Linked DNA regions of Homo sapiens: all the other regions are linked to region 1. A link is a loop called in an ENCODE intact Hi-C map of the cell type or tissue named here. Cell type or tissue: GM12878. All regions are shown on one strand. Each heading gives the region's core, and the rest is flanking DNA. Links, peaks and the distances in the headings are about the cores only.

Region 1 (10,270 bases), core at 1,206-9,205:
TGTCTATAACACTGTTAACCTGCCTTTCCTTTGGTTTCTATGATGAGAGCTCCTTTTCCTGGATTTCTTCCCACCACGTGGACCTTTACTTCCCAGTCTTTCAAATCTGTATCCTTTATTAGACTTCTATTCTGAGCTCTAGACATGCATATCACACAGCCAATTTGACATTCAAACTTGGATGCCTTTCTAATATTCATCAATTAACATGCCCCAAACTGAACTTTGGACCTCCTACATGGTTCTCTATTTCTCACAGTGTTACTAATATCCACTTAATTGCCTAAACTAGAAACTGGAGTATGACCCTTGATTCTTCCCTCTCCATTACCCATTACCTTTCATATCCAATCAACTACCAAATCCTATCCAGTCTTCTCGAATCTGATTACTTCTCTTTATCTCCACTGCCAAGACTTTAGTCAAAGTCACCATCATCTCTCAATTGAATGCCTGAGAATTCTCTCTAACTTATGCCTCTGTCTCCAGTCTAGCCCCTATCCAATATATAGCCAATTCTTGTTATTCATGTAGTTATGTTCTATAAAGTATCTGCAAACACTGAATTAGCTAATACTGAATTATGAAAAAAAATGTGGTTGGGTTTGTGCAAGCCTCTGGTCAACATTTTCAACTGATCAATATATATGCTTATTTAATGTGTGCTTCCTTAAAGATGTCTTATTTAATATATATTGTTGATTCATGAACACTGCACTCATGGCCAACGGCACCATAACTCATGCCTGAAAGAAACTTATCTGACACATGAACTTTCTTTATAAGGCACATCACAGCCTTGTTGCTCTTGTGAACATTAGACAGCACTTTAGCACTGTGTTTAGGGGTCATTTAAAGAGTGAAATCACCAATACAAAGCACAAAAATGTGAAGAAATGTGATACTAAACAGACCACAAAAAGAACACTTTACAGTATGAGACTGGAGACACAAAGGCAGACTGTTACCTTGTTCAATTTCAACTGAAAAGGTGCTTTCTGGGCAACTTAAACTTTTTGTCAAAAGATCTTGAAAGTGCCATGAGTGTTGATTTGGGGGTAACAAGTAAATGTTAGTGAGTAGGAAACTTTGCAAATATGGAATCTGCAAATAATGAGGAGTGACTGTAGTATTAACTTGTACCCTAAACTATTGCACTTAAACCCAAACCTCATGTCACTCTTCTGGGTGAAACCTTTAAATGACTGCACATCACCATTAGGGTTAAGTCCAAACCCCTAAATATGCCCCGCTCCTGTCTTTTCATTCTCATCTCTTATAGATCCCTCCTTCATGCTTTCTCATCAAACTGAAGTTTTCTCAATTTTTTATTCAATTCAGTATCAATCCTCTCCAACCTTTGAGCCCTTATAGAGCTTTTTCTTCTTCCTTCCTCCTTTCTCAGCTTCCTGTTTTGTATTTTCACGTTTTAATTTGTTACTTCTTCCTAAAGCTATCTCCATACTTCATAGACAAGATCTCCTGCCTCATGCTCTTGCCACATGTTTGTCTGACGACGTAACATTTATCACAGTTTTTGGGGGTAGCTGTCTGACTTTCTTACAAGATTACACATTGAGCAGGAACCAAGTCTACCCTTTTTATTGTTTGTGCTATACTGTACAGTAAGCACTGTACCTAGAACATAATAGGCACAGTGTGTGTTGAATGAAGGCAGGAATGAGTATTCATTTTGGTGTCTGTTTCATCAAAATAGTTATAAGCACTTTGAAAACAAAGAGAGGATATTTTCCTCTTTGTATCCAAATTGCCTGGCACAATGCCTACCCATAGTACATGCTTGATACATATCTATTGCATGAAAACAACACTTTAAACATGTCAAATAGTGTACAACCTGATTATAGGCAAAATAGTGCTTGATAGTAATTGAGCATTGAGTTTCTTATGAAAATTCTTTGCAAAATAAAAAGATTCTCAAAATAGAGTGAAACTACTTCCATAAAACAGATTGGAAATATTCCCACTACCCCATACTATGAGCAGAAAAGTGCCAGACATTCCCCAGGCCCCTGGGCAAGTGCTTACACACCTCTAGGGCAACCCTGCCCTTCTTCAAAGCACAACCATTGAGTTAGAATAGTGAAGCAGTTAGCAGATGAAAACCATGCTTTATTAAAAAGAAAAAAAGGAAAAAAAAAAGAGGATGTGAAAGGTAAAGCAGGCTGGCCAGTTCATTATAATTGCTTACTATTTCCCTATTGCATCTTAAAAACGTTAAATTTCAAGGGGCAGCTTTTTAATTTGGTGTAATTTTCTGAGGCAGCACTGAACATAAAGATTGCTCAGAGGACCCAGTTTCCCGCCAACTCTGGCTGATACTGAGGAGCCATGTGCAAGTGTCTGAGTTCAAATTTAACTTAAATCATTGAAAAACAAAAACAAAAACAAAACAAAAACAAAAAAACCAGGCGGCGTTGAGCTTCACCATGAGCAAAAGCTGTTCTGCTTTCCCAGTGGGGGATCACTGCACAGCAAGTGGGAAGAAATCAGAATACCTGCCGTGGGGATTTGAGAGGGAAATTGATTGCACACATTTAAATAGATGGGGTGAAGATTTTTCCCTGACAGTAAAACCCATGAATCCTAAGATGAAGAATTTAAGAACAAATGCTTTCAGGTGGACACTGAGAAGAACTGTGAACTTTCTTTTAACCTCCTCAATCAGGTTATCTTGGGTGCAAGCCAGGAAGTTTCCCAAACTATTGGGATAACTGTAAGTTCAGGGCAAAAGGTGATGCTGAATCCCTGCTGTGTGGATTGGTAACTCTGCCGTTTGCAGCAGAGACTGCCTCTTCCAGAGGGAACTCATCTGGAAGGCTGTGGAATCTTGGCTCTGGCCCCACTCATTTATTGGTCAGCTGGAGAAGGTGATGGAAAATGTGCCTTGGGAAAACACAGATGGGTATGTGAACCGACGACGTTGTGCTTAACCCTTCCTGGCCTAATAAGCGAGTGGTTCTCACAACGTGGTCCTAGAAGCAGCATCAGCACCACCCAGGCACGTGTGAGAACTGCACATTCTCAGGCCCAGGCTGATCCCAGATGAATTGAATCAGGAACTCCTGGAGGTGGGGCCCAGCAATGTGTGTTTTAAGAAGCCCTCTAGGTGATTCTGGGCACACCAAAATTGGACAACTTCTCACCTAAAACCCTGAGAGAACATGAGGAAGATTGTTCACCCAAAAGAATACAACTGTAACTTGGAATCAATCTGGCACTCATGTTAATAAAGATGGGAAAAGACAGATGGTCACTTTTTTGGAAGAGATTTGGCAACATCGGCATCATCATAAATATCAGGTAGTATTTGAAAAGGTCAGTATACTAGTAACCTGTTGCTCTAAAATTGGCACATAGTGAACAGCCACAGCATCTCAGTGACATGTAACAGTAGACGGGTTTTCTTCTGTATCTGCAAGGACGGGTTTTCTTCTATATCTTATCGCCTAAGCTCCCTCTTGAGTCTCAGTGCTGGTTCACCTAGTTTGGGCTTATGTGGAGTGACTGCTTTGTTCCACACGTCTGTCCTCCTTTCCCTGTGACCACCGGTAACACAGGCGTGTCCTCTTCATGGTAATGGCAGAAATAGGAGAGAACAAGCAGAAAGCGGGACCTCAAGGCCTGGGCCTGGAGCTGGAACATCTGTCCGATCCATCTCATTCTATTGGCCCAAGCAAGTCATGTGTCCAAGCCCAGATGGAAAACAGATTTGCCTCTGTAGTGAAAGCAACTGCAAAGTCATAGGGCAAAGGGCGTGGCTATAGGTAGGGGTACAGGATGGGGGCCTGTTATGCAATCAACCATAGTGAACAAGTTTCTCTTTGCATTATTAACAGTATATGCACAACAAAACCCAAATGTGAATTTGACTTAACAGGAAAAAAAATGTATCCTTCATTCTTGTCCCTAAAATAATACTAATTTTAGTTGGATCAACTGTGTGATTCTCAATGAAGATATGTTAAGTCAGATTAATCATGTAAATAATTAGCAGAAGAATAAAAGAAAAAGTCATTGTTTTTAAAAACTCTGAATAAATTGATATATTTAAGCCACTTTGTTTCTCAATAGTATATCAAATCCAATTCTTAAAAACAAACCTGTGGGGGCTGGGTGTGGTGGCTCACACCTGGAATCCCAGCACTTTGGCAGGTGGATCACTTGAGGTCAGGAGTTCGAGACCAGCCTGGCCAACATGGCAAAACCCTGTCTCTACTAAAAATACAAAAATTAGCCAGGCATGGTAGTGCACGTCTGTAGTCCCAGTTACTCAGGAGGCTGAAGCAGGAGAATTGCTTGAACCCGGGAGGCAGAGGTTGCAGTGAGCCGAGATCACGTCACTATACTCCAACCTGGGCAACAGAGCGAGAATCTGTCTCCAAAAACCCAAAAGCAAACAAACCCATGGATCAGATCTTACCTACCATGGATTTTCATTGGTAAATAAACTCTTGGTATTCTGTATCTGCAAGGAGTCATCTGATATGCATGTCTGTTTGTTAAACTAGATTTTACTACAGCTTTTTGGGGTTGGTTTAAAGACTGTATTAGCACTGCATTCCTAATTAACTGCTGACACAAATACTAAGGGGGCAAGAGTGTTGCCCACAGCTTGCCTGCAGTTACCAGGTGTAATTATGCACATAGTAGAGATTCAAATCAAGAATAAATCAGTTTCTGGAAACATGCTGTAAGCACTCAGTGTATCGCCCTGCCATTTCCCCCGTTAGCGTTTTTGAGGCATGCACCCAATAGAAGAAATAGCAGGTAGCTACTGTTTAGCTGAATTTAACCTCTGAAGATAAGCATTTCTCCATGTTGTTGGCCAAACATAGAATTTTCTTTTTGCTTTTCACATGTAATGGGAATACAATGATTTCTTCTCATTGCCAAATCTTAGCTGAAGGAAACCTCAGATAATTTTGAAAACTCTCTTATTTTACCAGTTAACAGACATGGCCTAAAACAGTGATATAACTGTTTAAAGTCATCCAATTGGTTAGGGAGGGCTAACCAGAGAAGCTAGGTTTTTCTCACCACACTACACTTTTCATTTGGGAAACGGGGAGTGTTCATGGTTTGATGAATCAAGTACAGTGTAGGGAGCAGACTGTTATGGTCTGTAGACATAAGTGGGATTCAATTTTCTTGTTTGTTGAATGAGAATTATGCTTGTTATGTTATTAGAATGTTTGGGTCAGGAGCAAGTTCTTTTCAAAATAAATAATTTTATTTTGGAGAAATAAAGCAATCTGGGGAAAATTGCCACTGGCCAGTCCTTTTAAATCAATTCACAGGGTCAGTAGACTCTAGTACCGAGGTTGGATATGCTAAGGATAGAGCGAGAGAAAGAGCTCAGTGACTTTTTCAACAACTAGAGTTACTTGCTTAATTATACTTTTTTTTTTTTTAAAAAAGACCTTCGAGGTACAGTATGAGCAGGGAGTAGGGTGAGGACTTCCCTCAGCACCCATCACCAAGTACTCTCAGGGCACCAGCAGGCCCCCATGAAATAGGTGCTGCCAGAAGCCCATGCCTAAAATTTGCTTGGGATTCATCTCTTCCCTTTCTTTTTTATGATGCTGAACCAGAGGATAAAAAGATAAAGAATTGCACAGCCTGGCACGTGAATGCTTCCCCACTGCGTGCTGCTGTTGTGGGGAGGAAGTAGCAGCCGCCAACCGCTGTTTTATTAATAATGAGGCATTCACATAAATTCCATGCAAAATTGATTTTTGACTGTTATATAAGAATCAAATACTAGGCTTTAAAAAGTAATTGAGAAATCTATTTGTAATTTACTTTGCCTATAAGAACCCGCTGTCCTGCCATAAACAATTTTACAGTATTTTCCCCCCTGTTAAACAGCTATTTTTTACACATCTGTTTGGCCCTTTTGCACGACATGCAGTCAGGAGGTGTAACGAATACAGGTTTGAAACAACATGTGGCCACCATTTCTTTCAGTTTCATCTTCAAGGGGATCTCTTGAAAGTTGTGATATCATTTTCATCACAGTACAAGTGAAGTATGTTAATGGCTAGTTATCTGACACTGGGTGTTGACTGATGAGTCATAAATATGCCTTCTGGTGGTAGGAAAGCATGATGACAAAGCTAAGTAATGAAAAAAAAAAGAAAAAAAAACCCAAACCAACGAACCAAAACAGTCTGTTTCTCACTTGTCTTTAAATGCCTTAAGGGCTATGGTCAAATGGAAAGTTCTGTTACAAAGAGTTTCTCTGGGAACCTATTCAATATTCAGCAGTCCTGTACATATTCAACTGTACCAAAAGTATTTAAAGTGTAATTGATTTATTTCTAATTTTTCTTAAGATGGAAATTAGATGGACAAGAAAAGTTTTAAAAGACATAGGTAATGTTACATATTTTGGCTTAACTTCTATTTTCTAAGGATTATTTCTCAGAAGAGAACATGCTTCTGTTCTTATTCTAGGACTTTTTTTTTTTCCAAAAGAAATCCCTTAAAAAGAAAAACAAATCCCTAGTATATTTAAAAAATCCATTCCCCACCATGATCAAATTAGAACATTTCCATCACCCTAGAAGTTCCCTTGTGCTCCTACAGTCAATATATTCCCCCAGCTCTTGGCCCCAGCCAACCAACTACTGATCTGCTTTTTGTTGCTATGGTTTTGCCTTTCCTAGAATTTCATACAGACAGAATCATAGTATGTAGCCCTTTGTGTTTACCTTTTTTCACTTAGCATAATATTTTTGAGATTCACCTATGTTGTCGAGAGTACTAATATTTTGTTGCTTTTATAGTAATACTCCATTGGATATACCACAATTTGTTTATCCATTCACTGGTTAATAGATACTTGGGTTGCTTTCAGTTTTGACGATTATGAATAATGCTGCTATAAACATTGATGTAAAAGTTTTGCGTGGACACATTTTTATCTCTCTTGGGTAAATATCTAGGATAAAGATTGCTGGGTCACATGGCTTGTATATGTTTAACTATATAAGAAATAGTACCATTTTATACTGTCACACAGTCAATGTATGAGAGTTCAAGTTGTCCTACCTCTTCACCCATCCTTGATATTCTCAAGTGCGTAGTAAGTAGCTCATTATGGTTCTAATTGACATTTCCCTCATAATTTGTGATGTAGATCATCTTTTCATGTGCTTATTGGAATTTGTATAACTTCTTTTGTAAAGAGTCTCTTCAAATCTTTTCCCCATTTTATTGGGCTCTTGCCTTCTTAAGTTGTAAATATCTTTTATATATTCTGGATACAAGCCTTTTTGTCAGATATGTTTTTCATATCTATTATTTCAGTCCGGCTTGCCTTTTTTAACACTTTTTTCTGAAGAGCAAAAGCTTTTACTTTTGAAAATGTTTATAAATATTTTTCCTTATGAGTTGTACTTTTGGTGTCCTGTTTAAAAATGCCTTTCCTAACTGTTGTTACAAATATTTTCTCTTATATTTTCTTCCAGAAATGTAATAGTGTTAGCTCTTACTGTTTAGGCCTATGATGTATTTTGTGTTAGCTTTTAAAATATGTTGTAAGGTTGTTTTTTTCCCCTCTAGATATTTAGTTGTTGCAGCACTATTTTGCTGATTTTCCAATTTAGTTATGTTCACATCTTTGTCAAAAATCAACCATATAACTTTGGATTTATTTCTGGACTCTCTATTCTGTTCCATGAATCTATAGGTCTATCCTTGCCTCAGTGCCGCACTGTCTTGACGATCGTAGCTTTCTTGTAAGTCTTAGAATCAAGTAGGATAATAAATCCTTTATTATTCTTTTTCTAATTATTTTGGCTATTCTAGGTCCTTTCCATTTCCATATACATTTTAGCATCTGCTTTTCAATTTCTTCAAAGAAACCTGCTAGGATTTTGATTGAGATTGCATTGAATTTACAAATCAATTTAGGAAGAATTTATTTAAAAAATTAAATATATTTTAAATGACTACTAAAATTATAAACACGTGTGCTTGCTTCAGCAGCACATATACTAAAATTGGAATAATACAGAGAAGATTAGCATGTCCCCTGTGCAAGAATGACATGGAATTCGTGAAGCATTCCGTATTTTTAAAAGCTCAATATTACTGATTGTTAGATAAATGCAAATCAAAGCCACAATTAAATACCATCTCATGCCAATCAGAATGGCTATGATTAAAAAGTCAAAGAATAACAGATGCTGGTGAGGTTGTGGAGAAAAGGGAACACTTATACACTGTTGGTGGGAGTATAAATTAGTTCAACCATTGTGGAAAAAGCAATGTGGCAATTCCTGAAAGAGCTAAAAGGAGAACTACCTTTTGACCTAGCAATCCCATTACTGAGTTTATACCCAGAGGAATGTAAATCATTCTACCATAAAGACACATGCATGTGAATGTTCATTGCAGCACTATTCAGAATAGCAAAGACATGGAATCAAACTAAATGCCCATCAGTGACAGATTGGATGAAGAATGTGGCACATATATACCATAGAATACTATGCAGCCATAAAAAAGAATGAGATCATGTCTTTTGTGGGAACATGGATGGAACTGGAGGCCGTTATCCTTAGCAAATTAATGCAAGAACAGAAAACGAAATACTGCATTTTCTTACTTATAAGTGGTAGCTAAGTGATTGAGAACTCATGGGCACAAAGAGGGGAACAAGAGACACTGAGGCCTACTTGAGGGTGGAGGCTGGGAGGAGGTGAGGAGCAGAAAAAAAAAAACTGTGTATTAGGCTTAATACCTGGGTGATAAAATAATCTGTACAACAAACTCCCATGACATGAGTTTACCTATGTAAAAAACCTGCACATGTACCCCAACTTAAAAGTTAAAAAATACAACATGCACACTAAAACGTGACACATACCAATTTTTAACACACTGTGGATAATTAACATGTCAACTTGTGCAAGCAGGTAAACTAGGTTTTTAGTGCAAACAGAATAAAGCTTTTTTTTTGTCATCTGTTTTATCAAGGTGTGGCTGGACATCACAAACTGCTTTTAGAAAACTATTACTGTTTGCATCTGTTAATATATGTGAATTATGATAGTCTCAATTCTATGCAATCTAAACAAAATACAGCAATCAGTTGGAAGCAGGAGTTAATACGTCTGTTGCAACTGTGTTTATCAAGACTGCTTCATGGCCCGGCATGGTGGCTCACGCCTGTAATCCCAGCGCTTTGGGAGGCTGAGGTGGGCGGATCACGAAGTCAGGAGATCGAGACCATCCTGGCTAACACGGTGAAACCCCGTCTCTATTAAAAATACAAAAAATTAGCTGGGTGTGGTGGTGGGTGCCTGTAGTCCCAGCTACTCGGGAGGCTGAGGCAGGAGAATGGCGCGAACCCCGGAGTCGGAGCTTGCAGTGAGCCGAGATCGCGCCACTGTACTCCAGCCTGGGCGACAGAGCGAGACTGTCTCAAAAAAAAAAAAAAAAAAAAAAAAGACTGCTTCATTATTCATTGACTTTATAGTAAGTATATGTAGAAATTTGAATGCTCACAAATTTATACTAATAAAAACTTCTTCAAGATGTTTTATGTATTTCAACTGCATATCTATTATTGCAATCTGGCTTGCCTTTCTAAACAGGATTTTTTTTCTGAACAGCAAAAGCTTTTAATTTTGAAAAAGTTTATATATATATATTTTAGAATTTCAAGGTTTTATGTAAAATTCTAACAAGTTAGAGGTATTGCAATTTAGCAGAAAGAAAATAGGTTTGGAACAGCAGAGACCTGAGTTTAAATGGCAGCTCTATCTACAAGTAGCTTGGGCAAATTATCTGTTTCTGGGCCCAGTTTGCCTATCTGTAAAATGGGGAGAATAATGCCTGCTTCACAGGGGGGATGCAATGAAGTATTACATGCAAACACTTGGTATGTGCATAGCTGATGTATATGAAGGAATGGTGTTAGAAAAGTGGGTTTGGAGTCTGGCAAAAATTTTGAAGGACCTGATGAATGTTGAAATAGATTGAAATGTGAGGAAGGAAGTTTGCTTCTTTTACATATGGCTTACCTGTGGTGGTGTGCCTTCTCTGTCCACAGGTCCTTAATAGCAACTTAACATACATTTGTAGACGCTCAGGGTGAAGACCACTATGTCACCAAGCAATGTTCTGGTGGAAACTTCTGAAATTGAATGGACAATGCCAACTCTAAATGACTTTCCATAGGCAGTTTGAAAGCCCTCATTTCTTGGAAGCTTTCAGTAAGTGAGGGGCTTGTAGT
Region 2 (10,270 bases), core at 1,152-9,151, 65 kb before region 1:
TTTTGAAGAGTCATCTGGCAACAGCATGGGATGGATTAGAGTAAGGGAAGGCCAGGAACACATGAGTCCAACTAGGAGATTGTTAAAATAGTTCTTAATCCCATCACGGCTACTTGGCAATTTTACCCATGTTGGTTACATCCACTCCAAGCAAGTGGGGAAAGCAAATAGTGGTTGGCAGAATAATGGTCCCTTAAGATGTATACCCCCTGATACGGTGTGGATGTTTGTACCCTCCAAATCTCATGTTGAAATGTGATTCCCAGTGTTGGAGGTGGGGCCTGGTGGAAGGTGATTGCATCATGGGGCGGATCCCTCATGAATAGTTTAGCACCACCCTCTTGGTGATGAGTGAGTTCTTGCTCAGTTAGTTCATGCAAGATCTGGTTGTTGAAAAGTCGGGACCTCCCTCACATCCTTCTTGCTCCCACTCTCACCATGTGATGTGCTTGCTCTGGTTTTGCCCCCCACCATAATTACAAACTTCCTGAAGCCCTCCCCAGAAGCTGAGTACATATTGGTGCCATGCTTATAACCCCTGGGACAATTCTTTGAGGGTGAGGTACTCTGTGATGTTAGCATCTAAACGTAAGGAAAGAATACCATCGTCTCCTTATGTATTCATAGCAACACAGTGCAAGCCAGCATAATGCATTTGTCTTCATGAATTCACTATGGTGACTTGGGGAAATGTGGCTGCTAAGTACTTGCTTCTAGTATGGATCAAGGCAGTTATTTTGTGAAAACTATCAGAAGACCAAAAAAATTGAAAGACAAAACATGAGAGAAAGATGAACTAACCTAAAGTAATCAAATATCCGTGAATAACAGACACCTCAGGATGGTTGTCCTGAGTTTCTGCTGCAAAGTGCTTGTCTGCAATACAGCCTGCAGAACTGTGAGCTGATTAAACCCCTTTTGTTTATAAATTACCCAGCCTCAGGTATTCCTTTATAGCAATGCAAGAGCAGCCTAATATACCCCCTACTATCCAGAACCTATGAATATATTACCTGACGTGGCAAAAGGGGCTTTGCTGATATCATAAAGGCTAAGGATCTTGTGATGGGTGAGATTATCCTGGATTATCCAAGTGGGCCTAATCACATGAGTCCCCCAAAATGGAGAACCATTCCTTGCTACGGAGAACCTGGGAGATGGCTTTGTGAAGACTCAGTCCACCATTGCTGGCATTGAAGATGGAAAAACAGGGCTGTGAGCCAAGGAATGTTAGTAGCCCCTAGAAGTTGGAAAAGGCAAGAAAACAGATTCTCCCCCTGAGCCTCCAGGAAGGAATACAGTTGTTGACAACTTAATCTTAGCCCAATAAGATTTGTGTTGGAGGTTTGAACTACAAAGCTGTAAGATAATACATATGTATTGTGTAAGCCACTAAATGTTGGTAATTTGTCATGGCAGCAATAGAAAATTAATACACCAGTACTATCCAGTTATCTATGATAATGAGAGGGTAGAATAAAAAATAATTCCAAATATGTCTAAATACTATATTTCCTAAGCATATTCCTTATTTTAAGCATAAATAATAATATTATTAATAGACAGTTTTTCTTGATGATGTCACTGAATAAATAATAAACCCAATATTTAAAGAATATATGTTTGAAGGTGCCAAATTATTGGCATACACTGGGTCTTAGCTTGGAAACATGGAGAAGTTTACCCAACATTGGTTCAACAAATTCAACTGATATGAGCACTTCATCCCAGAGGGCTTTCATTAGTAATTATTTGGTAGTCTCTGCTAACAAACTAGTGAGCCAGGTATGGCTATGAGTAGAAATATGAATCAGGATGACAAGCTCAAAGTTTCTAGGTATTCCTAGGAAGTGAGGTTGATGCCACAGCAGGTGACATTCTTAGAGATGAATGACCCTGGGTTTGGTCTGCAAAGATGAGTGGGAGGGGCCAGAGGGAGAAAGAGCCAAGGCAGAGGGACCCAGAGTGCAGAAAGATGAATGTGAGGAATCCCAGGCAGTCCCAGAGAGTTCCGACACTCACTTGACCAGGCTGGGAGTCTCCCCAAACCCCCATGGTTGAGGCTTGGGAAGAGGCATCTTGGCAGTAGGTCTTATTCTCTGCCTACTGCATCTTGCCTTGGCCTATCCCAGGCTCTCTTCTTCCCACGCTGGTCCATTCAGCATTTGGAAACATTGGGGAAAAAGCTATTATTTATATAATACCAGCAAATGTTTTCTTTTGTTTTATAAAGGGAAGGAATATTTAATTAGTCCTTCTGTGGGCCTCATTACTAACAGTAAGTTACCTCAGTAGAGTGTAGAACTGTGGATAGAGTAAACTGAACAATATTCCTAAATATTGCATAAACTGATCATTTCTGACGAACCAACTTGGGCTTAGGAGGGTGGGAAGGTACGTCCACACCTGGGATGGAGGAGAAAATGAATGAGGACGGAGACTCAAGGGAAGGTAACCCTGGAGGGGAGTTGATGAGGACCTTTCTTAACTTTGACATTTTCTTCAGGGGAAGTCATGGCCTGGAGGTTCCTTTCCCAAGTCTGTGAATCTCAGACTTTGAGCTGTGGAGAAATTGCTAAACGTCGTAACTCATTCATTATCATATTCTTAGCTGGATCTGCATAGTAACTCATAAAGCTGTCTCCTAGCAGCTTACACGTAAGACACATAACTCACAGGATAGCTTCATGTACTTCATGGTTTCTGTGGAGTCTTAATGGAGTCTGCTTGATTCTTGAGCAAATCTGACTTTAACAACAAACCCAAGTCAGTCAATATCATTATCATCATCACACCACCATCAGCAGCAGCAATAATAACAAATACCTAACATTCCTAAAATAAAGGGCAGTTTACAAATACCTTTATATGTGTTAGCCCTTGTGCTGTTCTCACTCTGCTTCCTAGCTAGGTGGAATGTTATCAGGACACCTGGTCACCACCTGGTGTGAGTCAACCAAAACTGTGATGTTGAACTAACTATAAACTTAAATGAGATCTTTTTCTGAGGTTCCCTTTCTTGAACTTGCCTTGCACATTATGGATAGAAGGGGAAGTCTGTAGTTTAGCATAAAAACAGCAAGAATGGAAATACAGAAGAGAAGAAAAGAATTTTACATGTGTATGTTGAGCCCCTGAGTTTCTCTAGAGACAAGAGTGATTCAGAGTCAAAAAAGGACACACATACTTCACCAAGATCTAAAATAATCCCTGGGACAGTTCTTGGAGGGTGAGGTACTCTGTAATGTTTAGCATTTAAATGTAAGGAAAGAACACCATTGTCTCCTTACGTATTGATAGCAACGCAGTGCCAGCCAGCATAATGCGTCTGTCTTCATGAATTCACCGTAGTGACTTGGGGAAATGTGGCTGCTAGGTACTCTAGGCTCTAGTATGCATCAAGGCAATTATGTCCTGAAAACTGTCATAAGACTACACAAATTGAAAGACAAAACATAATAAGAAAGATGAACTAACCTGAAGTAACTAAATATCTGTGAATAACAGAAGCCTCAGGATGGTTGTCCTGAGTTTCTGCTGCAAAGTACTTGTCTGCAATATTTTAAAGACTTAATAGAATTTTATTTTAAAGCCATGACATTAGCACAGTTAAGCCAATCAATGTTTTTAAATAGCCTTTTAAAGGTGCCTTTTTAATTGTGCTCTGTGGGAGGGAAAGGCACATGAAGACTGAAAAACATCTAAAAATGGCTTAGTCAGATCTTTCAAAAATATTTGCAAAAGCACATTTTTGCCTTGGTTCGATTGCTGTAGAAGTGGGGTTAACGTATAAGATCTAAAGGGCTTATTCCCTGTGAAAAAACAAAGATTTAACCCTTGTGTAGGTTCATTCAGTTCAGCATCATAGCAAAATATTTGACATCTGCACTGGTTTCCTTTTGGGGCTCCAAGGAGTTGTGGTTTCTGTTAGAGATGGAATGACTATGCAGAAACTTCCCTTCCCTCCTTGGGGCCCAGGAGACACAGAGAACACTCATGTTGTTCCTTCTAGCAGTCCTTTAACAGTCTGAATGTTTGCCAGTGACCACTTTGGATTTATAGTTAGAATGTGTCCAAACATCTGGATAAATAGCAAAAAGTGCTATTAACTTTTTAACTTGCTTGCTGGCACAATGCCCATGTTATTTGCACAATTAGAGCGCATCTCCCTTTCTTCATAACTTACTTTTGTATGATGCTTTATTGTTTAAAAAATGCTTTCATATATATTTTCCTGTTGGGAGCCCCACAATAGTCATGTATGACAAGAAAGTTATTATTAGTTTCTGTTTTATAGATGTAGAAACTGAAGCTTGGAAATATGGAGAGGTTTACCTAAGGTCGGTTCAACCAATTCAACCAATATTTCATGAGTACTGTAGAATGCTTTATATATCCAAGGGGGCTTTCAAAAATCATTATTTTATAGTCCCTGCTAACAAAGTGGTGAGACACATATTTACCAAATCTTCTCACTTCCTTTCCAGTACTATGTCCATGAAATTATGGGTCTTTCGCATGACCTGTGGAATTATATGAAGAATTTACTTCTTTAAAAATTTTCAACCCAAGTATTTGTTGGTTTGGAGTTGCAGCATAAAGAGAGCAGAATGTACAGATAATTAGAGGGGGAATGAATTAACCAACAGAGAAGAGTATTTGGTCTTGCTTTTTGCTTTAATTATTTTTGATTATTTTCTTAAAGAGGAGTCATTTGGGGAGTTTTTTTTGTTTTGTTTTTTGTTTTTTGTTTTTTACCAAGCATTTCATTGCAGTGTTTAATCACAGTACTGTGTACTGCTGTATTGATCTGATATGCTCAGTTCTGGCCAGGGGCCATCAGTGTACACATGCAATGGAACAAACTGACCAAGGTAGAAAGACAGATTGGAGATGAGGGCAAGTGCCTGGAAACTGGGCTGCCATGGGCATCTGTGGCCAGGCTGGGATCACACTAGCAGATTTCAATGCCTTTTTACATGGCCTTATACTAGGCTGGTCCTATTAGCACATGACATGCTTAATGGTTTGTTGTTTTTCTTAATTTCCTGGAGAGAAGATCCTTTTGAAAACTCCAAATTTTTCTAAGTTTAGCTAAGAGGTTCCTCTTAGCTAATGTTCCCCCCCACCCCCCCCCCTTACTTCTCAGTTAGTTTTGATTAAGGGTCCTTAAGGAGAAGTTCAGAGGAACCAGAAAATGGGAGTGGCTGTCAGGCATGACATGTCAGGCTTGGTATAGTATTGAAACCAAGGAAAGAGTCTGTGCTAGGGCAGAAGAGTGGGGTGCAGTCTCCCAGAGCTGAAATAGCACCTTAACTCTGCTGCGTGATCCTTAGACATTTAATCTTTCTGGGACTCCGTTTCCTTAAAGTAAAATTGAGGTAATGTGCATATTTTAATTGGCTATTAATGAAATAACATTATGTGAAGGGTTAAGCAGAGTCCATGACATACAGCAGGTACTCAATAATAAGAGCAGCTACTACTACTATTACTGTCACTGTCACTACCACTAGTGTAATTGGGGTCAAGAGAGCAAGAAACCAGATTAGCTCTGCTCCTCTCCCTTTTCCACCCTCTTGCATCCTGTTATTATGAGTAGAAAGGGAAAGCCCTTGAGGCAAAAAATCACAGTTAGAACCCATGCCTCAAGTATTTTAGCTGAAGATGTAGGAACTGATTCCCAGGAACTACAAGGACTTTACTAATGGTATTTTCAGATTGTTCTACTCTGCAGTCTACATTGGGCACTAGAATTTTAGACTCCAGATACGTTCTCAGTTGTAATTCAACTGTTCAGTTGCTGTGGTGAAATACCTTAGTTTTCTGAACTTCCTTTTGTCTTGTGCTAAATGAAAATGAAATATGTCTAAATCAAATCAAATTGGTAGAAACGTTTGAATGGTACAGGCCAAAGCATCCATGCATGATTCTCATGTGTTACCTCTGTTCCCTTGTCCCCACTGTCAACACAGGTTGCATATTCCTTTTCATTTGTTCTTTTTGTAATAAATGTTTTGGTATACTAAAGACACAACAGGGAAGTTCATGCTTTTATTTATTCATTTATTTAAAGAACTTTTCTGGGCACCTAGTACATCAGGCATTGACCTATTTAGGGAAGTGCTTGGGTTCTCCCAGGCATTGTAATGGGTAGCAAATGAATCACGGGTTCATATATGATCTGGCAGCATATGAACTTAGTCAGTGGAAACAGTGAGTCAGGAAGCCAAAAGGCAAAGTCCATCTCTGCACAAGGAGAGAGACTGAGCTGGGAATGATGCATTGTGGTCTGGGAACCTCATTATTAGCAAGTTGGAGACATACTGGAGAGTGTTCAGAGAAAAGTAACAGGGATGATAAACGGGCGGAAAGACTGATTTATGAAGACTTACACAACAAAATATGTATTCTTGGATCAACAAAGACTTCAGAAGAAATGTGATCACTATCAACTACTCTCTGAAGGTTGTGAATACCCCAGAGAAATACACGATGTTTAGCTTGATATTTGAAATGGTGACAAGGAATTACAGGATGGCAAATTTAACCTGTGGATCAGAGAAATATGAGGCTCACAAATTTATCTTATGCCTTATTGACAGAAAGTGGCATCAAAGGGCAGCATCCTTAATCTATTTTACCTTCAATCTATATTTCTGCAATTGTCATTATATTTAATCATTTGTTTTCTGTTTGTGCTCAGGGATTTTATGTATGTTTCCTATTTACATATACCTTCCTTGAAGATGTCAAAAATAAAATATTTGATTTTTTTTACTTTCTACTTCAAAGGCTCAAAGATAAAAGCAGTTAAAAACAGTTTTTTTTAAAACTGAGGTTTGCGTACTTAACCTTCGTTGAAGGTCATTGCCATAATGAAGGATTTTATTTCTATGGAAAGCCAAATGGGTGGAGTGACTATAAAACTGTTCTTTAGAGCCTTATCTAATCACAATTTATACACACACACACACACACACACACACTCACACATGCTATAGTAGAAAACTTTCAAGGGTATAAAATCAATTTAGGGGCAGAATCCAATCCCTTGCAATTTTATGTATTCTGGATTCCTACAAAAGGGGCCATTTTAGCTATGGGGTGGAAGCGTACAACTTCAAGGAACTAACCTGATTGGGGCCGGGCCTAGGATTCAGGCTACAGAAGCCCTCAGAAGATCTGGGTCCTGTGGACTGGTAAGGCTGCCATCAAATCTCTTGAAATATCTGTGGACTCCACAGTCCACATGGGTATCCAAGTGGTTTCTGGGCAGTGACTCCATGTCTGGATTGGAGCTGGGTTGGGTTACAGGGTGAAGGCACAACCCAGGCTAAGACTAAGAGCTCGGTTCATTTCCCAGCCACAGTGATTTGCTGCGGGGGGTCAAGGCAGGGGCCAGGAGGGCGGATTGTGATTGAAACTGGGATTTGCAGAATATTTTCTGGGAAAGCTGGGACTCAGACCTTCTCTTCTGCTTGTCAGTGCAGCACACAGATAGGAAGGCTGGGAATGCTGGGGTAAATCGTGCTGTCATGATGGGAGCCAGCCTGGGAATGAGGCCCGAGCATGGGCCAAGGCAGAGCCAGAGGAAAACCACAAGGAAATGGAGGCAGAGCCCCAATGACAAATGAGTATCCAGATCAAGCTCACGCAGATGAAGTTCTGCCTGTCTCCGCTGCTTTCAGTTATTGGAACTAATAAGTGTCCTTTTTGTATTTAGCAATTTGACCTGGGCTTTAGTCCCTTATAAAAAAGAATCTTAATGAACTTTTGAGTAAGTACCAAGTTGTGTGGCATAGATCACAATTTCTCTCTAAGTGTGGAGGAGAGAAGGTCCCTGTAAGCTAGGAGAGCAGTTATAATGAAAGCTGTGGCATGGGGGTGGGAGAAGGGAGAGGGCAGGAGGTGACTGAGAGTCTAGTGTCCGCCAGGTTCCAGGCACTGGGATGGGCCTCACAGTCTATCTTTATGGCAAACCTGCCTTTTGTGTCTCATTATCCTGTTTTGTAAATGAAGAAACTAGGGTGCAGACAAGTTAAGCAACCTGAACTAGTTGCACAGGCTGGTGAGTGAAATGTCCAGGATTTGAACCTGTGCTCTCCCCACGACTCCACCCTTCCTCAAGTCTACAGAACAGGCTAGGTTAAGAACATCCTGGTCTCAGTTCTAGTCGTTCAATCTTGAAGTCACTTACATTCCCCATGTCGTAGTTTCCTCCACTGTACAAAAGTGATGATCATGCCCACCTCTCAGGATCGTTATGGAGGCTAGTATGTGGGAGGCACTTTGCAAATTGGGAAGTGCTAGGTGAATGTGAGACATTATTTTTATTGGGGCAGGGCTTCAGGGAGGAAAGAACACTTAACCTAGAGATAGGAGATTAGAATAATTTTGTAGGGAGTTAGTGGGGAAAGGGTGAACTGTTCCGATCAACTTGGGCAGAGGCATGGAACACAGCTGAACATGAGTCTTTGGTGCAAAAGAAAATAAACTGCCTTTGTAGTTTCTGTTGGGAAGCTTTGGGGAATGTGGTCCAGGGTAGTGTTCCTTTTGTTGTTTGTTTGTTCATTTACCCATTTATTTCTTTAAGGACAAATATACTTCCATAACTTCATTTAATCTTCTTTCTCCTGCTAAGAATGAGTGTTCTACTGCATTACTTACTATGTGAAATTTTTCTAGCTTCTCTATACAAAATGGCTTTCTTTTCCTCCTTATCACCTTTATTACCATCTCGTATACTATTTTTATATTTTTCTTATTTAGCTTGTTTATCTTTTTCTTCCAAGAATATAAGCTCCACAAAGGCAGATTTTTTTTTATTATACTTTAAGTTCTAGGGTACATGTGCACAATGTGCAGGTTTGTTACGTAGGTATACATGTGCCATGCTGGTTTGCTGCACTCATCAACTTGTCATTTACATTAGGTATTTCTCCTAACGCTCTCCCTCCCCCAGCCCCCCACCCCTCAACAGGCCCCCATGTGTGATGTTCCCCTCCCTGTGTCCATGTGTTCTCATTGTTCAACTCCCACTTATGAGTGAGAACATGCGGTGTTTGGTTTTCTGTCCTTGTGATATTTTGCTGAGAATGATGGTTTCCAGCTTCATCTATATCCTCGCAAAGGACATGAACTCATCCTTTTTTATGGCTGCATAGTATTCCATAGTGTATATGTGGAGGGCAGATATTTTTTTCCTATCTTGTTTACAGTTGTATCACAGCACTTTGGACAGTGTCTGGCACATACACAGTAGATGCCCAATAAATATTTGTTGAATCAAAGAATGAACTCCTTATTTATGTCTATAATAACTGGGGTGGGCAGTATATGGGTATGGTTGATAAAAAATTTTAGCCTTGGACAATTATACCTCATAATATGCCTAGAGATTGTCAGTAAATGTTTTTCTCCTTGTCCCATTAGTCCATCTAACCTCATCTTAGAAGAAGGATGTGGAAATTACCTTCTCTTTCTGGTCTCTCTTCCAGTTTTCCTCTCTACAACTGCATTAGCCTATTTCTAACCCTCTGCTCTCCTTCCAGGTTGCTGACTTCGCCTGGAGGGACTCTATCAGGTTTGTTTAGGTTCTCTGTGTCACTTAAGGAGGGCTTGTGTCTTTCAGTTTCAGAGTATAAGATCTACAAGACAGAGTTTTTTCCTGCCAATGTTGATCTTCTCTCAGAGTCTAACTTTGATACACCAACATATGTTCAAAGCTTCTCTTTCTTAAGTCCTTCAAAAACAGCCCCCTTTATAGAAGAGGATGAAGAAAACCGGGAAAGAATGGGGAAAAAGAAAAAAAAAGAAAAAAAAATTATACATGTCATTCTGTCATACCTGTACCCCGATTCCCTAATTAAGAGAAGGGATAAAAATTGGACTCCTGATTTATCTTGAATTGGACTGAGAAAGCATATTATCAACAGACCTAATTTTGGATTCATTAATTTTATTTATCTCATCCCTACCTCCTTTTTGATTTAATGATGGCTTGTACTAAGTAACAATTAGAAATACACTGGAATATTTTTATTAGTGCAATGGCTAGAATATTGCTTCAAACGAATGTGAAATATCTGTTTATATCCTCTTCTAACATTTCTTTTTTAAAAAATTTTGTTTTTAATTGACATATAATGATTGCCCTTATTTATGGGGTACAGAGTGATATTTCAACACTAGTATACAATGTGTAATGATCAAATCAGGGCAATTAGCATATCCACCAGCTCAAACATTTAACATTTCTTTGTATTGG
Region 3 (10,270 bases), core at 1,458-9,457, 100 kb after region 1:
GTTTTAATACATGCATACAATGCATTATAATCACGTCATGGAGAATGGGGTGTCTGTCCCCTCAAGCATTCATCCTTTGTGTTACAAACAATCCAATTATACTGTTTTAGTTATTTTTAAATGTACAATTAAATTGTTATTGACTATCATCACCCTGTTGTGCTATCAAATAGCAGGACTTTTTCATGCTTCCTATTTTTTTTTGTACCCACTAACTGTCCCTACCTCCCCTCCCATCCCCCTACTACCCTTCCCAGCCTCTGGTAAGAAGCAAATTTTTAATAACGCAAAATTGGAAGTGTCAATCAGTAGTAATCTAGTTGAATAAATTCTGGTCCATAAATAGAAAAAGAAGACTTTGTAGCCATTAAAATAAAAAGAAAGAAAAAGAAGTAGCTCCATATAAGCTGAATGGAGCTTACAGAATGATGTCTAAAATATTTTTAAGTGAAAAAAGCAATATGCAGAATGAATCTTTTAAATTTATTTTAAAAACTGTAGAGGAACATATAGACTATTTTTTGTATATGTGTAGAACTCTTTGGAAGGGTGTACCACAGCACTGGTTTTTGTCTAAGAAGGGAAACCGAATGGTGGAAGAGGAGTAGATGTGAAAGGGGAACTTTTCACTGTGCACTTTTGTAACTCTTTAAGTTCGTATCATATGCATATATTTCCAATTCAAAAATAAGAAAAGAAGACATTTTCAGCGTATATAATATGCAAAAGTTACTACCCAGGATACAGGTAGAACCTTTACAAACTGGTAATAAAAATACAAATAATCTAACAGAAAAATAAGCAAAGGATGTGATGAAAGAAAATTGTTACGCCAATAAACCTGCAAAAGGTAGTTACACTTATTAATAGGCATGGAAATGAGAAATAAAACCAATACTTAGGCATCGTTGTTTAACCATCAAATTGGAAATGAATTTAGTGTCCAAGAACATCAAGCTTTGGCCAGCATGTGGGGGAAATAGTTCCATCATCTTATGTTGGCACGTAACAGTCACTAGGGAGTCTTTTGGCAGCACTTAAGCAAACTAGAAATATATCCTAGCCCCATGGATTCCACTACTGTGTATATTTTCTACATAAATACTTAGATGTTTATACAAAGAGACAAGTATAAGAATGTTTATTGCACCATTGTAGAAAATAGTAAGAAACTGGAAAGAGCCTAAACATTCATCAATAGTGGATTGGAAATGTGATATATACACAAGAAAGGGAAAGAACTAGATCTACATAGCTCAATATGGATAGATCACCAAACACCCTATGTTAAGAAGAAATAAAAAAAGCAAGTTGTAGTAACTATCAAGAATGATGCCACTTATGTAAATAATGAAACACTGCACATACAGAAAGCAATGCTATTTATTGTGGCATACCTGATTGTATACAATGTCTATATTTTAATGGATTGGAAGGACCCACATCTGCTCATGAAAGTGGCTTCTCTTGGGTATAGGAGAGTAGGCTGGTTAGAGGGGATTAGGTTTGGAATCTGAAACATATTATTTCTTAAAAAAAAAAACTGGAGGAAAATATGACCAGATGTTAACAGTTGTTAACTCTGGGAAGTATGAATGTGAGAGTTTAACTTTTCTGTATCTTTTAAATTTTTCAAGAAAAGGAGGAGGGAGTGGGAGAAAATTTTTTTCAGAGGAAAAGAATAAGATAGATTTCTCTTTGAACCATGGAGGACAAAAGCAGTATGCACCCCCCTTATGACAGGAAGAAATCCTGAGGTCAGGCTTTGCTTCCTCTGGAGGAAACTTTTGCTGATGACAGCCTGTTTCCCTCCTGTCTCCTTTCCCCGGCCTTCCTCATGGAAAGCAAAAGCACTCTTAGGAAGGCAGCATTTTCTTTTTTTCTTTTCTGGATTTTACAACTTTATTTTTTTAATTTTTATTTTTTAATTTTTATTTTAGGTTTGGGGGTACATGTGCAGGTTTGTTTTATAGGGAAACTAGTGTCATAGGCGTTTGTTGTACAGATTATTTCATCACCCAGATATTAAGCCCAGTACCCAATAGTTATTTTTTCTGCTCCTCTCCCTCCTCCCACTCTCCACCCTCAAGTAGACCCCAGTGTCTACTGTTTCCTTCTTTGTGTTCATAAGTTCTCATCATTTAGCTCTCACTTATAAGTGAGAAGATGTAGTATTTGGTTTTCTGTTCCTGCATTAGTTTGCTAAGGATGATAGCCTCTAGGTCCATCCATGTTCCCACAAAAGACATGATCTTGTTCTTTTTTATGGCTGCGCAGTATTCCATGGTATGTATGTACCACATTTTCTTTATCCAATCTGTCATTTATGGGCATTTAAGTTGATTCCCTGTCTTTGCCGGGTAGCCATTTTCACTACTAGGGAGATTAGGACCCTATCTGCCCATATGGGATTGCATTTGAGAACAAAGCATTTCCATGACCATGATTTGTATGTTTTAAATTCTATAGTCTCTGTATATATGTTATTACTCCTGGAAAACTTTCTGTGTGATGGGGAATAAATAATAAAAGTGCATTAAGATGTAGAACTTAAATTCCAAAGATTAACTGCATTTTAAAAGAGAAGTTCTGAGGGAGTGAGCAGTCCTCCCACGTTTTTCCAAAAGAAAACACTGATCAAGATTTTTCAGAAAAAATATGTTCAGAAATTCTTCAGAAAAGAAAATTTTTGGACAATGTGGTAACTTGATCAGTAAACATGTTTGGTAGTAAAAGGCCTACTTCCATGGGCCCCTTCTACTGTATCTGTGAAAAAGGCTGCTTTTGAGCAGTAAGTAAATGTCACCCCCAACTCGGGCAATGCGTGGTAGGTGGGCCATGGGAACAACTTGGGTGTTAGGGTAGAATGGCCACTGTCTGGACCTGTCACTAACACTGCACTTGAACACAGGTGTGGACAACAAGAGCACAGAGCAGGCCAGTGGGCACCAAATAGTACCTCTTTTACATTTTGCTACAATATCAGCAGCTTATGGCACTGGCTTAAGGCTGCTGCCAAACTCCGCTGTCATTCCCTCGCTGACAGTGATAGAATGGTACATCCGTTCAGTATTCAGAAATGAGACAGGCTTGTTTTGACACCACTGTTTCTGCAAAAGGGAAAGGAACCAGATTGGAGAGTGTAGTCATCAATTGGCAGAATCAGTTAAGAATAACAACAGCACAGTGTGCGTCATTTGGGAGAGGTAAGTGTGGCATGAGGTGCTGGAATTCATTGGAAAATGCTAGCCCAGCTCTTCCTCCCTTAGTTTGGACAACGTCTGGTCTCATTTCCATGGCTTCTGCACACCCAGTTGAAGGGAAGCTCGTCCCTGCCTCCCAATCACTTAACCTCTTATGATGCCTGATAGTAAAATATAGTATGTTAGCAACTATAGGGATTCCTACATGGAGAGATAAGTCTTTGATTCTTATTTAAGCTTTGATTTATTGTCTTCAGTTGTTTTGGGTAGAGGGATGGCTGATTTTTAACAAGAAGATAAACTTAAAGATGGAAATTCTTGTAAGCCATAAATATCACTAACTTGCCTGTTCCAGGGAAGTTCAAATAAAGACACTGGGACTTAGCAGCAGCTGAAATGTTTTCCTTTTTTCCCCATTGGCCCAAAAAAAGATATGCCTTGCCATTGGTGGTTTGGCGCCAGGGCCTGATCTGTGCCTGGATACACAGGCCATTCAGAGTTCCTATTGCATAGAAAGGAGACAGAGGATGACAAATTGGTCTACACCAGTTGACCTCCAAAGTGAAGGGATAATTTTACCCAGCAACCTCTGGAGTTTTCTTTATCTGTTTTATTTAGTGAAAACACTGTTCTTCTCCAGTACTCCCTATTTCTCCTAGCAAGCTCCAAGGATTAATTCTGGGTCACTAGCTAAATTCACCACCTCTGCTCTGCTCCCAAATTGCTTCTTTTTCCTTAGCCTTATGCAAATCCTGGAAGATATCAATTCTGAGGGCTGGGGTGTATCTTGATCACCTTTGGAATCTACCACTGCATGGAGCACAGCACTTACCACCTAGTAGGTAAGCAACAAATGCTTGCTTGTCAATTGATTTATTCAGTAGACTCAGTGCTATGTGTACATTAAACACCTGGGGAGCTTTAAACAATAAACGAGCAAACCAACAAATGCTGCATCAGCCTAGACCAACACAATCCTGATCTCTGGATGTGGGATCCCCGCACTGGTAAGTTTGTAAAGCACCACAGGTGATACTAGTGCATGGGGAAGATTGAGAACTACTGGATTCATTAACCTGTTGCTTTACTTGGCTACAGTTCTGTTTGTTTCCAAGTTTGGAAGAAACATAATTGAATCATTTTGAGGAATTCCAATCCCTGACAAGATGCCAGTGCTATTTTACAGCAAGAGTAGACGAGGAAGGCTATACTACGTGGTCCTGGGCAAGTTATTTAAATTCTCTGTGCCTCAGTTTTCTGAACCGTAAGATGGGAAGAATAATAGTAACTACCTCTGGAGGCTGTTGTAAAAGTTAAATGATCTGATCTATGTAAAGCACTTAGAACAGTACCTGGTATATAAGTGTGTGATAAATAAAATCCAATATGAAGAAGAGGATGATCTATTTGTTGTCATTATTGTTGTTCTCTGCTTCAGTTAATGACTCCAGCTTCCTCCCAGACTAAGCTCCCAGGAGACTTTTGACCCCAGCCTCTCCTTTGTCCCTTCCATTTTATTGCTGGTCAAGTCCTGCTCCTCTGACCCTGCACTATCTGGAATCTGCCCCTTCCTTTTCATGCCCCTGTCCCTAATTGTAATCCTCACTCTCATTATCTCTCTTCTGGGTTATGGCTGCCGCACTGGTCTCCTTGCCAACCGTCTGTTTTGCCTGTCAACCACCCCTAGATGGCTCCCAAATTGCCCTAAAGTCAAGCTCTAAGCTTGCAGCTGCCAAGCTCAAAGCTCAACTTATATCCTTATTGCTGTGAAAATTCAAACCCAAATTGTGTGATTTGGACAGTTTAGTTACTTTCTCTAAGCCTTGGTTTCTTCATCTTCTTTTTTTGTTTCCTTTTTTGAGATGGAGTCTCGCTCTGACACCCAGGCTGGAGTGCAGTGGCGCTATCTCGGCTCACTGCAACCTCCACCTCCCAGGTTCAAGCGATTCTCTTTCCTCAGTCTCCTGAGTAGCTGAGATCACAGGTGCACATCAACATGCCCGGCTAAATTGTGTATTTTTCGTAGAGACAGGGTTTCTCCATGTTGGCCAAGCTGGTTTCAAACTCCTGGCCTCAAGTGATCCGCCTGCCTCAGCCTCCCAAAGTGCTGGGATTACAGGCATGAGCCACAGCGCCCTGCCAGTTTCTTGATCTTTAAATGGGGATCATCTAATAACACTTTCTCTTTAATAGGGTTATGGGAATAGAATAAAGGAATTCTTGTAAATAAAGCATCTAGAAATCTTCATGGCACACCATAGGGGATCAATACAAGTTGTTGTTGTTATTATTTGAAATTTGACTGCCAGCAACTCCTCTCCAGCCATCCTGGACACTGGCCACATGGAAGTCCTTGCTGTTTCCAGACCCCCTGTGCCTTTCTGGATTTGGGTCTCTGCTCACATTGTCTTTACTCTTGGGATGCCTGCCACTCCTCTCCAGGTGTCTGAATCTTAACAGTCTTAAAGGGCCAAACCTCAAAAGCCAATTTCTTCTAGAAGACTTCCCTGGAAGTCAATTACTCCTTTGACTTCCCACAAATTCACTTCTTTTAAGGCAGGGGCTCTCCAACTTTAGCATTCATCAGATTCACCTGGAGGGCTTGTTAAACCAATGACTCCTTAGCGGATCCTGGAGATCCTAATTCAGTAAGTCCAGGGCAGGACCCCAAAATTTGCATTACTAATGAGTTCCCAGGTGATACTGATCTGCTGGTCCATACTTAAGGAGCTCCGTTTTAGGGCTACTCACTGAACACCTTCCAACTTCTATGGCTGCTTGAATACAAATCTCTTCTCTGAGAAGACTGTAAGTTCTTCCCTAGAAGGGCCAAAATCTACTTTCCCTTATGTCTGGTGGAAGGAGGTGGGCCTTGGGCTGGGCCTTGAAGGCTGGGTGGGATTTGAATCCACTAACAGCAGGCAAGAGCCTGCACATGAGGAGCCCAGGAATGGGAACAGGAACAGAGAGCTGCACGGTTGTGCGAGGGTGACTGGTTAGGATATTAAGGTGCAATGGGAAATGGGGCTAGACAGCTGTGTGCCACATATCCAATATGATATGGGGGTTTTGAGAAGGGGGGTGTGGAACCTTGAAAAGCAGGCAGAGGAGTGCACATTTGATCCCCTAACCTGCAAAGCACAAGGGCTGAACTGCAAGGTCTCATCATGATCGTTCCTTCCATAAGCTGCTGTGGAGTTTGGGCTCTCTTTGCATTTTCAGCAAGGCACACTTCCTAATGTGCAGGACATGTTTCTGTTCTACCTCCAAAAGTCTGTCATTCTTTGAATTACTCTTGCCTATGAAAACGTGGACAGAGGTGAGGCTCAGGCCCCACCAACTGCTCCTGTGCGCCCGAGCCAAACCAGAGCCTTGAGGTAGTTGTGATTGGTGCTTCCTCCCCACAAATTTTGGGCTCTTCCTTCCCTGAAAATCACTTTTCCTGGTTTGGAAGTTGCTTGACCAAGAAGCTAGAAATATCATTGCTTCTAGAAAATGGATTCTCCCCCCATTTTCAGAACATGCTTGGTTTAAGGGGATAATCACAAGATGGAAAGAAGGAAGTGGCCACCTGGAAGCAATAGATCTGGGTTCAATATGAAGCCGGTGGTTTTATTCTGTGGGTTTTCGGCTATGCCTGCCTCCCAGGTGCAGATGAGGTTAAATAATTAATGTATGTGAATGCACTTTGTAAGCTCTAAAGTGCTGCAGGAATATAATTAATTATGTTTATAATTACAGGTAATATAATTATAATTATAATTACTTTGTGGGTGGAAGCAGAATATATATATCTCATGCCTGTTCTATAGTAGGATACCCTTGGTGGATATCCTTGGTTAGATCATCAGTTTGTGTATTTGAGCTTGACTCACTTTCTCTGACTTTATTTTCAACATTGAGACATATAAGACTTTGGCCCAAGGACTTCTGTTTTGTTTTTTTGTTTTTTGTTTTTTTTTTTGTTTTGTTTTGTTTTGGAAAATAGGATAAAAGTGCATAGAGCAAGGCTGGGAAATTCAACACTCCAATAGTAATATTATCTGCCACTTATCTATCATGTAGGTAAAGTTAAGGCAATTTATTAAACTTGCCTATATACAGCAATAATACTTGCAGAGATCCTATAAACACAAAAATATGATATACACATACAGTTTCTATAAGTGATTTATATCTACATGTTACTCAGAGTTCTTTCTAGAAATTCACTAGACCCTACTACATTCTAAAATGATCATGTAATTGCTAAATCAGAAATTTGTTCTATATTTCAGGCAATGCTCATTAATACTAAGCTAAAAATTTAATATGTTATACCATTTTGCTTGTTTAGCAAAACTAATAAGCTTAATAGAAGTGCTGGGTAGTTGTTTATTTCCTTCAACATACTTAGTCTTAAAAAGTGATTGTATTTGGGCCCATGTTCTGGAGCAAGAGTTGAGGTGTATTTGTATCTGAGGGAAACATTTCTGCCTGGAGTCTCCCTCCTTGAGACTGCCAGATTCTGCCCGAGAAGCTAAACGTTGCATTTCTTCAGAGTCTCTGACCTTCTGCCATTGTTCTTATGCACTGTTAATTGTTGTTAATTTCTAACACATCATTAATTATTTGCCATTAAAGATGTGGGAGACGGAAATGCCCTTCACTCATGGGTGGTCACAGGAATTAACCATTAATAATTACAAAATGTGTTACTTTAAATGTGAAAAGTGAATTTGAGCCATTTGCATGAAAGTTGCTGTGTTTCTGTGGCTGAGCTGTGACACACTGGCAGCGTGGGTGGGGATACCATGAGTGATCCCGTCATGGCTGGGGAAGAAGCCATCTCCTCTTGCTTCCTTAATGACTGTCACATTTGGCCTCTGGAGCATGATGTACTTTTCAGAGAAATTTTCTCTTTACAATTTTCTCCTCCTTTGCACAAGAAGCCTGAAGTGGAACAGTTTTCTCTGATGTCACAGCCCCAAATCAGTCACACAATTAGTACTTACCGTGGAGTTCCTGACTCCCACTCCCATTCGGCCCATCAGACCATGCCGAGAGATAAGCGCTGGCAGGTGGAGATGTCCACTCCCACCTCAGGCTTGCAAAGTGATGAAGCCAAAGCCGTTTCGCTGACATTGGGATCTCAGTCTTGAAAAAATAAGTGCCTGGATTGCCATTTAGTATTGAGATTTTAATGTAGTGCCTATCTTTAAAACAAAGGCAGAAAATTCTTCCTACAAGTTTATCAGAGTGCTGAGAATTAAACATTATATTGGCAAAGAAGCATCAGATACGGTCTCTAGGTTTCACCAGTCAGAAGGAACTGTTAGAGTATAGACAAGAGATTTGGGGAAAGTGTATGAAATATTTTGTGAGTGTAGATTTCAACCGTGAAATCGAGACAGCTTAGATTCCATAGCTAAAAGTTAGATTCGTTACAAGGAGACTAGTTTGAACTTAAGGAGTCGATGGTCGTTCTTTCTAGCTGAACCCCTTGTTTTGCTAGTAAGAAAATGGAGATCCGGAGATGATCAAAAGACTTCTTAAGCTGTGAATGTGGGAAATAAGAGAACTGTGTCACTTAAGTGGCTTTTATGGTTTCATATTATGATTCTGTTCTTCATCTGAACTGTGACCTCAAGAACAAGGGCAACCTTTTTTTTCTTCCCCTTTCCCCTCCTCTTTTTGTTCTTCTGTGCTAGACTAATAGAGAGATCAGAGGGGATGATGTTCTGCTTCCTGGAATAGACTGAACTATACCAGGTAGCTTGGGGCATCTAATGACATCATGGATGAAAGGCCAGGTTGGAAGTCGAAACAACAGCCTGCTTTCAAGAAATCACTTAGCCTTCAGGTCCCCCATTCCTTCTCATCTGTAAAATGAGGCACTTAAAGTTTAACTCTTGAGGCTTTAACTCTCAAGACAGTTGGATTCTAAGATCTAAATTCTTCTGTACTGTCTTCTATTATTTTAACCATTTTTTTTTTGCTACACAATAGTCTACAGTCAACATATTTCACATTTTATTTATTCCCTCTTCTATTAATGGATATTTAGGTTGTTGGGAAGCTTTCTTCCACTAAAAGTAATGCTGGAATAAACATTTTTGTACAAAGCTTTTTATGTATATGTGTAAAAATTTTTCCAATGTTTCAATTTTACCAAATGATGCCAAATCAACCTCCAGAGCCAATTTACTAAACTTTGCTTCCTTTATCTCTATGCCCATAAACTACTATGGGGGGTTTGCCACCTTCCCACATCTAAAACTGGTGGACAGGACCCAGGTTCTTATTTTTGGGGACCTAAGCCCACCAACATCTCTGTTCCCATTGCTTCCTTCCAAATATCCCCTTCCATCAATCCTGGGAATCTTTTCTTTGGTAAGAGGTAGAAGGGTAAAGCCTACCTTAAATTCACGTTATTTTTTCCCAAATCTTTTGCCTCTACCTTAAGTCTTTATATCCCTGAGGGGCTCGGCTTTGGAAATATGCAAGTCAGGGAAAGAATTCTTCTCTTTAATACTGTCTTATTCCTTCCTTGAGTTAAATAGCAGAGACATGTCCAGCTTCTTGCATGGGGAAGGAGGAAGGTCAAAAGGGAAAAAAGAAATGAGAAAAAAAAATCAGGTAATATTTAAACATTTTTATTCTTCAACATAATGATTTTTTCAAATTGATTTTATTTAAAATAGTAAAACTGTATGAAATATGAGCTGCCTGGGCAGTCTAGCTCTTGAGGCCATTGTTACTATAACACTCATGATTTCTGCCTTGGATTATGGGTATTTCATTATTTGTGTGTTTTATATTTCCTATAGAAAGGCAATGATCTAGAATTTAGACTAGCTAGATAAACCCCCCAGGCAGGGAGAGGATAAGAATGAATTCTATAAACATTTTGAAAGGAAAGAGTTCGAATGAAGGGAAAGGTAGGGAAGAAAAGCTCATGATTTTGAGGAGTTAAGCCTGGGAAACAAAAGTGCTTATTCCTTTGATAATAAATGGAAGGGGAATGTAGCTTGGGTTGACTGGTGGAAGATGATAGATTTGAACTTGCATGTATAGTGTGTTCATCT

Evidence for each region. A loop is a pair of places that touch in the nucleus more often than their neighbours do. Peaks named below come from ENCODE experiments on the same cell type or tissue, not always from the same donor. Only the 100,000 strongest peaks of a DNase experiment are listed, where the experiment ranks them.
Region 2: it touches region 1 in a loop (7-fold over the local background); 2 of 110 quality-filtered maps call a loop at or near these places.
Region 3: a loop joins it to region 1, with 2.6 times the contacts of the local background. A loop is called at or near these places in 2 of 110 quality-filtered maps.

Annotation. Positions count from the first base shown.
Region 1 is chr2:176,927,821-176,938,090 of GRCh38, reverse strand. It overlaps the pseudogene RNU6-187P. Among named protein-coding and RNA genes, the nearest start is that of MIR4444-1, 280 kb to the left of the region's middle. RefSeq lists enhancers at 2,242-2,341, 5,892-6,191. In GM12878, for the core only: no CTCF peak of the experiment used is centred there; DNase peaks (open chromatin) are centred at 2,266 and 5,980; H3K4me3 peaks cover 390 bases; H3K27ac peaks cover 3,235 bases.
Region 2 is chr2:176,993,229-177,003,498 of GRCh38, reverse strand. No RefSeq gene overlaps it. Among named protein-coding and RNA genes, the nearest start is that of MIR4444-1, 210 kb to the left of the region's middle. In GM12878, for the core only: no CTCF peak of the experiment used is centred there; DNase peaks (open chromatin) are centred at 3,908, 5,878 and 6,018; H3K4me3 peaks cover 555 bases; H3K27ac peaks cover 3,392 bases.
Region 3 is chr2:176,825,171-176,835,440 of GRCh38, reverse strand. LOC105373757 (a long non-coding RNA gene) reads left to right here. Exons shown (of 4, transcript NR_187998.1): 3 at 3,943-4,045; 4 at 4,302-4,599. Among named protein-coding and RNA genes, the nearest start is that of LINC01117, 190 kb to the right of the region's middle. In GM12878, for the core only: a CTCF peak has its summit at 4,873 (motif pointing right); a DNase peak (open chromatin) is centred at 7,940.